2 separate regions of the Homo sapiens genome follow, and region 1 is linked to region 2. Evidence: chromatin contacts called from ENCODE Hi-C or POLR2A ChIA-PET data. All regions are on one chromosome and are shown on one strand. The core of a region is the stretch at or near the end of the contact, and the rest is flanking DNA. Distances in the headings are between cores, read along the strand shown.

The links. Hi-C counts contacts between places; a loop is a spot of excess contacts on that map. ChIA-PET counts read pairs that join two places held with the same protein, here RNA polymerase II (POLR2A).
Region 1: a loop to region 2 is called in a map of endothelial cell of hepatic sinusoid, with 4 times the contacts of the local background. The contact joins two enhancer-like sites. A Hi-C loop is called at or near these places in 1 of 168 maps with a recorded cell type or tissue (endothelial cell of hepatic sinusoid). POLR2A ChIA-PET finds 5 or more read pairs at or near these places in 4 of 52 experiments (Caco-2, H1, OCI-LY7 and 1 more).

What each region holds. Positions count from the first base shown.
Region 1 is chr22:42,904,103-42,908,398 of GRCh38, forward strand. The region is part of intron 2 of PACSIN2 (protein kinase C and casein kinase substrate in neurons 2); the gene reads right to left. Among named protein-coding and RNA genes, the nearest start is that of ARFGAP3, 49 kb to the left of the region's middle. RefSeq lists enhancers at 409-929, 1,824-2,499. Within about 2 kb of position 1,319, at least 17 of the 41 ENCODE cell types and tissues checked have a DNase peak (open chromatin) inside an H3K27ac peak, as active enhancers do.
Region 2 is chr22:42,803,086-42,807,063 of GRCh38, forward strand. All of the region lies in intron 14 of ARFGAP3 (ARF GTPase activating protein 3), which reads right to left. Among named protein-coding and RNA genes, the nearest start is that of ARFGAP3, 52 kb to the right of the region's middle. Within about 2 kb of position 2,631, at least 20 of the 41 ENCODE cell types and tissues checked have a DNase peak (open chromatin) inside an H3K27ac peak, as active enhancers do.

The DNA.
Region 1 (4,296 bases), core at 69-2,568, 100 kb after region 2:
AAGGCAGAACACATAAGATAGACAACATAGAAAGAAAGGATGTGTTTACGCAAAGCTGTGTTGAACTAACTCTTCCTCAAGGCCGTCGGCCAGGCTCCCCATGCTCTGCTCCCTTGGTGCGTGTTACACAGATGTCGAGAAGGCCCCGCGACACCCTACATGGCGTTCACATGCACAGCATATGCCGCCCTGTGTGCCATCTCCCATCCTGGAGCCCTGGGTCTCTGGGAAGACATGCACTGCTCACTTGCCTTCAGCCGAGCACCCAGCAAGTGGCAGGAATTTGGTATGTGGCTGCCGTTTTTGCTCTCCCTCACTCCTCAGGGAGGCGCCCCCACTGATGCAGGCATCACCTTGCTGGAAGAGCTGCCATGGCGAGATCACCTGCCCGGTCCCTAAGCTCGCTGAAGACCTGAGGCTTTTGGCAGAATTCCCAAGGCACCCCCTGACTGACAGGGAGTGTGAGAGACATCCAAAACTGGCTCGACCCCTAAGGTCCAAAGCCGATGATCTAGTGGGGAAACGCCAGCTGGGAAAAGCTGGAGGATCAATTCTTCCAGGAAGCCTCCCCACCTCCTTCCGTTCCCTCCTCTTCCCAGTTTGGTGCTTCCACAGCCCCCCCATACTGCACTCCAGTCTACCTCCACCCTGGCCCTAGCCCCCTGCACCCGAATCCTGGTTTACTTTATGACTCCTGTTACCCTACCAGTCCCCACTAGTGGAATGTGGGCTCCTCTCCCCATCTCTGTGCCTGGGCACCCCAGCTCCGCCCCCCTGCACTGTGCCCAGCTCAAACAATCGTTTATCCACAAATGTCTCCATGGAGCTAAGCCCACCACAGTCTAATGAGCACTACGGACCCCACCGGCTCTAAAATGAAAGGAGATTTGTTACTGAATAGAAAGGAAAAATGTGTCTCTTAAACAGTTTTAAAAAGTTATTCTGACATCACTGAGATCAAATAAGAAAATAAAATTTTATCTTCATCTACAGAAATGCACAAAAAAAATTTAAAAAATTTTATCTTCAGAAGACAAGCTTCTTGACAGCACAAAACCCCGAAGTGCTAAATTCCCTCAACGCAAAAACCAAAGAACTCTTTCTCTGCATTCAGAATGATGGCATTCACACGGGGGGAAGACAGGTCTGTCTGCACAACAGAAGGAAAGGTGACCTCATTCATCCACCTTTTCCTGTCTCCGCGTGTGCGATGCTCCCGCGTGTGGCTGCAGAAACGGTAAGTGTAGAGAGGACGCTCAGAGACCACTCGGGCTCGGGAGTCATTTAGACTTGGCCTTGCCATGCAGGTGTCCTGTGACCTCAGACAAAATAAACTCTGGGTGTCAACAGGCTCATTGGTGCCGCTGGCCCAGTGCCCAACTACCAGCAAGTGCTGTCCCTGGCCTGGGCAGCCCATCACAGAACAGCAGCAGGCCATCACTGCTGGCTGAGCCTGACCTGCGACGGTGCACCCCAAATTCTGCTTTCTTTTCCTCCACTGAAAGTGGAATTTGATTTTTCCCAGTATCGGGAATGGCTGAGCACGCAGGCCGAAGACAATGTTGTAGATGTCATACACCAAAGGGCATGAAAGAGCTGAAAACAAAAATGACAGATTCGACGGCCTGCAGCAGCCAGCCAAAATAAACTGCCCGGCTGGCTCCCTGCAGTGCTCCTGGTGGGTGGATGGGTAAAAGGGATTGGTGCTGGCCAGGGCTGGTCCCTGCCCTGTTTGCCCTAAAAGCAGGAAGCCGCCTGTGGGAACCAGGCCAATTCTGCAGCTGCTGGAACACAGCAGGAGAGGCTCCTGTGAGACCTTCAGTCATATCTACCTGACCACCCACCGCCACCCACTCCTTCAAGTATGTAAGTCCCTCCCATGTGCTGTGCATGGCACCAGGCCCTGGCAACACCAGCCAAGCAACACCTGCCAAGCTAGGGGACAGTGGCCATGGACAGGGATGGCAGCAGTGCTGAAAACTGTCCAAGGGAAATGGCAGTCACTTGTGGAACTGTCTTGTGCTGCTGCTGGCCTGTGAGCTCCAAGAGGACAAGGGACTGTCCCTGTCACACTCACCTCTGTGTCCCAGCCCCAAGCTCAGGCCAGGCATGAGCCTGACTGACTGACCAAGGGGGACAAAGGACAGCTTGGTTAAAACCCATCACATCATGAGAAAAACCTCCATTACTGGGTAGAGATTGGGCAGCAAAGGCTGCTTTCTGCTCTAATCTCAACGTCAAAGTCTGTCCAATGTTGACGTCTGTTTTCATAAGCGTCCAAGCATTGCTTAGGTTGTGTATTCTAAACTGTGAAAACCACCCATTTAAAAACACGTAATTCTGAAGAGTCACGAGATTCAGGGTCAGCCAAACATGGCCAAGACAAAGGCAGCCCACACGTCGAGGGCCCTGATCTGCCCCATAGGACGACAAAGTCTATCTGAACCACAATGGAAATGTCCACTATAGCTCAGGGGGAGGGTCACCCACCAAAGAAGGGCAGGATCTTAGGAAAACTATTTTCTCACTGGCTTAGAAGGAATTCACATGAATATAACTCATTCCTGAAAAAGGTAGGTATACAGTGCTCTGAAGAGCAGGCTGCAGCAGCCTGTTCAGAAATCCCAGAACAGCCAAATACCATCAGAAACACAACTCTCCCCAAAATAAGCATAAGAACCTTAAACGAAGATTACGCAATATACACCATGTCTACATTTTGTGTGTAACATCGGGGTAGGAAAAAGAGTTTTTGCCAAAAGAGAAAAAAAGTACCACACACAATTTTAGCCTCTTTGTGGGTGTTCTCTGTAATTCTTACAACCATCCTGGAAGTAGGAAATGAGCAATGCCATGTTACAGCCTAGGAAATGCTGGAGAGCACAGAGGAAGACTGCCCAAGCCCGCCCGGAGCAGTCAGGGAAGGCTCTTCCTTTCCCAGAGCAGCTCCCTAGGAAGGAGATGGAAGTCTGGATGGAGGAAAGAATCCTCCAAGCCACACCAGGCAGGGTCACAGATCTTTGTGGATGGGAGCCTGGGGTGGCTCAGCTTGGCTGGAGCCCAGGGCAGAGCTTCTCAGGAAGAGCCAGGGAGTCCAGCTGGCTGTCAACACATGCTCGTGTCTTGGCCATGCTAAAGAGTATGCTTCTATTTTGAAGGTGATGCAGAAAACTGAAGCTTCCCAGCAGGGCAGGGAGCCATCCAATCTGCTTTTCTAGATGGGCTATCTGGCAGTGGGGTGGAGACTGAGGAGTTGATGCCTTAATCCTTGCTCATGGTTCAGCAGATACTAGTTCAGTGAAAAGAAATAATTAATGGTAATTTTTAGAAACTTTAGTGAAACTAATGTGGGCCACTAACCTTCTAGGAGCCATATGTGAGCACGGTGGGGTGATAATTAAGCTGATGCGCACCCTGTCCCGAGGAGCCCATGGATGTGGGCACAGTGCTCCTGCAAGGCTGACACAGGCAGGCCATCACACGGAAAAGTCCGTTGGGGTCGGCGTGCGTGGAGGCGGCTGGGCAGCAGACAGAGCCAGTCACTGCTGCTGAGCATGAGGTGGTATTGACATTCGCTCGCTTCGTGCTTGCGCTCAGGGCACTGCTCTGCCGCCTCCTAACTGCTCTCCATACAACGCTGGCTCTAGGAGGCCCGAGGCTGGGCTCTCATATGGGGTGCCCAGGACTTAGCCCAGGGCCCGGGTCATGGCAGCTTCTAAATATGTGTCCTATAGAATTGGTATGGAAGGATGGGGAAAGTATCACTCCACATGGATGATGAATATGAAGGTGTTCTCACGTGATGAGCTGTCCTGCAGTGCTAGAGTCTGAGAGAAACCAGCCCGACTCAGAGCAAGTTGCAACAACCTACAGGGAGCGCCTTCCTGGCAGGGAACGGTAAATGTTGAGAGTCACGTGCCAACTCTTCAGGGCTAACATTCCCAGAATATTTGACACAAGATACTTATGTTCTCTTCATCTCCCCAAATACTCTTCTCAGGGGCTCTTTGTACCCACAAGATAGTGCACAGAGGTCAGACTCAGCCTGGGTTCATCCAGAAGATCTGAGCTCTAAATGCACAGACAGCTGACAGCTGTGCAGAAATCCCGCCTCCGGGGAGCTTTTGTTGAGGCAGACTCAGGCTCCAGTTCCTAAAATAAGTGGCGTCTGCCCTCCTAGCCTGGCCCCCAAGGAGCCTTCAGAGATGCAGGCAGCGGCTCTCAGCCCTGCTAGGGACAGACCTGCCATCCTGTTCCCAGAGCCTACTGAATGAAGGTAAGGGAGGCCAGGAAGCA
Region 2 (3,978 bases), core at 1,381-3,880:
TTTGGGTTCAAGTGATCCTCCTGCCTTAGCCTCCGAGTAATTGGAACTATAGGCATTAGCCATCGCACCTAGCTAATTTTTTTATTTTTTAAATTTTTTGTAGAGATGGGGGTCCCACTATGTTGTCCAGGCTGGTCTGGAACTCCTGGGGCCACTGCACAGCTATACTGTCTGACAAGCACACATGGCAATAACCAAACCAGACTGCCTGATGCAGACTGAGGGCAGTGCTTTCGAGGTCACACTCCTAGACCCTGGGCTGGAGCAAAGAGAAAAGGAGACAGTGGTTAAGGGACCTCACAAACAACCTACCACTTGACCCCACGATGCACACAAGGAAGGGGTGCAGGTGTCTGCACTCCCATGCAGACGTGCTCTCATTCAAACAATCAGAATTGGCTTTCTGGGAGGAAACATGCTGAGGGGGCAGCTGGGTTTTAAGCTTTTTGTTGTATCCTGGCTCTCACACAGCTGCCTCCACTCTGTCATCTGGTGTCTGAGTGCCTCACGCCTGCCTGAGGCAGTGCCCAGCTGATGGCAGTCCCCCAGCTCTAATGACCCTGTCCCATGGGTGTGACCACAGGGACTGTTGCTGTGCCAGGTCAGGTTGGCTGCAGGCACTTACATGCGCTTCCCACTCAATCCTTCAGCTACAGTGAAAGAGAGTGCCCGTAAGAACGGCCGCAGGTCTCCTGGGCTAGAAACACCCCCAGAAAGCAGCTTACCTCACCAGAAGCGTTTCACATTTGGAAATTAAGATAAGGAACACAGAACTGATTGTTTCCTTCCTTCCTTCCTTCCCTCCCTCCTTCCTCTTTTTTTTTTTTTTTTTTTTTGATACAAGGCCTGGCTCTATCACCCAGGCTGGAGTGCAGTGGCACGATCTCAGATCACTGTAACCTCTGCCTCCTGGGCTCAGGTCATCCTCCCACCTTAGCCTCCAGAGTAGCTGGGACTACAGGTGTGCACCACCATGCCTGGCTAATTTTTGTATTTTTTGTAGAGACACGGTTTTGCCATGTTGCCCAGGCTGGTCTGGAACTCCTGAGCTCAAGCGATACGTCTTCCTCAGCCTCCCAAAGTGCTGGATTATAGGGGTGAGCCACCAAGCAGAATAGTTTCTTTTTTCCTTTTCTTTTTTTTGAAACAGAATCTCATTCTATTGCCCAGGCTGGAGTGTAATGGTGCGATCTCGGCCACTGCAACATCCCCGTCCCAGGTTCAAGCAATTCTTGTGCCTCAGCCGCCTGAGTGGTTGGGATTACAGGCGCCCACCACCACACCCAGCTAATTTTTTTTTTTTTTTTTTTTTTTTGAGATGGAGTCTCGCTCTGTCTCCAGGCTGGAGTGCAGCGGTGTGATCTCGGCACACTGCAACTCCCACCTCCCAGGTTCAAGCGATACTCCTGCCTCAGCCTCCGGAGTAGCTGGGACTACAGGCACATGCCACCACGCCAAGCTAGTTTTTGTATTTTTAGTAGAGATGGGGCTTCACCATGTTGGCCAGGCTGGTCTCGATCTCTTGACCTCGTGATCCACCCGCCTCGGCCTCCCAAAGTACTGGGATTACAGGCGTGAGCCACTGTGACTGGCCTAATTTTTGTATTTTTAGAAGGGATGGGGTTTCACCATGTTAGCCAGGCTGCTCTTGAACTCTCGACCTCAGGTGATCCGCCTACCTCGGCCTCCCAAAGTGTTGGGATTACAGGTGTGAGTCACCGTGCCTTGCCCAGAACAAGTTTTAAGAACTTGTTTTCTTAAAACAAGCTTTTACTTCAATAGGAAAGTATTAAAGACAAAATAAAAGAAAAAAAAATTTATAAAATAAAACAAGCTTTATGGAGGCAGAACACACAAAGCTCTTTGTTGAAATATGCTCTGAATAATAAAAAGTAAATATTTAATAAAAGTTGCTGGTGCCTGTAATTCCAGCTTCTTGGGAGGCTGAGGAGGGAGGTTTGCTCAAGGCCCGGAGTTTGAGACCAGCCTGGGCAACACAGTTAGACCCCGGCGGGGGCAGGGGAGTGAGTTTCTGGGTGGCCTCTCACCCCAGGGTGCACCTTACAATGACCACGAGGTGCCAGGAACCAGGGTTGGTTTGGCATCCACACAGGGTCAAAAAAATTTAATGGATCTTTGTTCTCTGAAAGGGAACAGGAAGGTAAACACAGGCTGCCACTATTTTTGTTCAGTAACTGGAAAGGCTGCTCTCATTTGATCTCCAAATATTTTTTTAAAAAAACAAACAGTGCTTCAGAGTAAAACTTCTATTGATTTAAATTACAAAGGCATCCATTGCAGGGAGTCAGGGGACTGAACAATGCAGGTCTCTGGACCGGCTGCTGGCTGTGCCAGGGCCCCTACAAGGCGACCCAGCACTGACCTGTGGGGCTGCTGGAGGTCTCCAAAGGTGGCCGGAGTGCCTCTCTGCCAGGGGTGGTCACAAAAGGAAGTTGCCCTGACAACAGGCCAGGACACTGAAAGTTTGGAGATGGAACAAGCCAATGAGCCTCACCTGCCCCCACCAAGACTCACTGCCAGGAAATGCCCAGTCAGCAAGTAACTGACTGCCCAAGGGAAACGAGGCCCCTCTGCTCAAGTCTGGGGTGAGGCACAGGGTGTGCTCCTGACCAAAGAGTGGCTCAGGGGAGCCGTGGCCCTGGCTGCGCACCCCCAGGCACCCTCACACTCTCACTGGCAGCGGATGTGCCGGGGCTTGTCCACTCTGGCCCTGGCCTCTGGCTCCTTGGGCTGCCTGGCTCTCTGCCAGCTGCTCTGCCAACACAACCCTTGTCTCACTTGCTGCCACCTGGCTAGGACTCTCCCTCCACTGCAGCACAGCAACTTGGCAGTGCCCACTGCACCCCGAGGGCCACAGTGTGTCTCTATAACATCCCCAAACCACAACCCAGAATGTCCGACACTCAGACCTCTCTCGAGCTGTTTCTCTTTGGACTCTGAAAACAGCTGTTCTCTGTGGCTGTAAGGCCAAGTGATAGCCTAGGTTGGTCACTTAGAGCCACAGCCAGCTCCTCTAGGCCTAGGGATGCTGAGGGTGCCAGGCTTGGAATGCCTGGCTCCTGAGAGTCATCCCTCCCCTTGGCTCTCCTGCTGATAAATGGCTTCCTGAAATGACCTCAGAGGACGCTGCCCCTTTCACGTTAACCACAGGGCCCCTCCTCCCCACTGTGGCCTGGCAGAGGCCTTTGTAGGGTACTCTCACAAGGCATCCCTCAGTCAGGGGGAGGGGAAGTCGAAGCAGAGGGGCCGGCGCTCTGAGGCCCACCACTGGGCTCACAGGCCGCCCCATCCTAGGCCATCCCAGCCCTGGGAGGACCAGACACCTCCTCGCTGGGGTCTGAACCCTGAAGAGGGATATGGGAGACAGGCAATTCCTCTCCACCTGCTCACTCCCAAAGCTGTGTTCTGTCTTCCCCAGAAGACAGATGCTGTTAGAGCCACATGTTTCTATCTGCCTCTGCCCACCCCTGGGGCCTGCTGTGTGCCAGACACTTGGTGGCACTTCACATTGCTCATTTAAGCCGCATGACAACCTTGTGAGGTGGTTTTATCCACCCCCGTTACAGAGGAGGAGACTGAGGCTAAAGACACCATGACATCCTCAAGGGCTCACAGCTAGAGGGTGGTGAGGATCACACGGGAGCCCGGCGCTGTCCACCTCTAAGGCTAAGATAGCACATGGTATTTCATAGCACAGCCGCACTCAGCTAGAAAACACTCCTCTATGACAGTGTTCAGAAGGATGACTTGCCAGGCAATGATGGGATGTTGCTTTAATTTCATGACTTGGTCTCCTTACGTGTGAAGCCTGGAATAGTAACTTCTGCTCTACCTGACTTATAGCAGAGATCAGAGCATCGAATAATGGTTGCTAAAATATCTTGGAAAAGGAAACAGTCCTATCCAGATGAAATGTGTTCATACCGTAGACATGACAGAGACCAGCTCTTGTTCAGT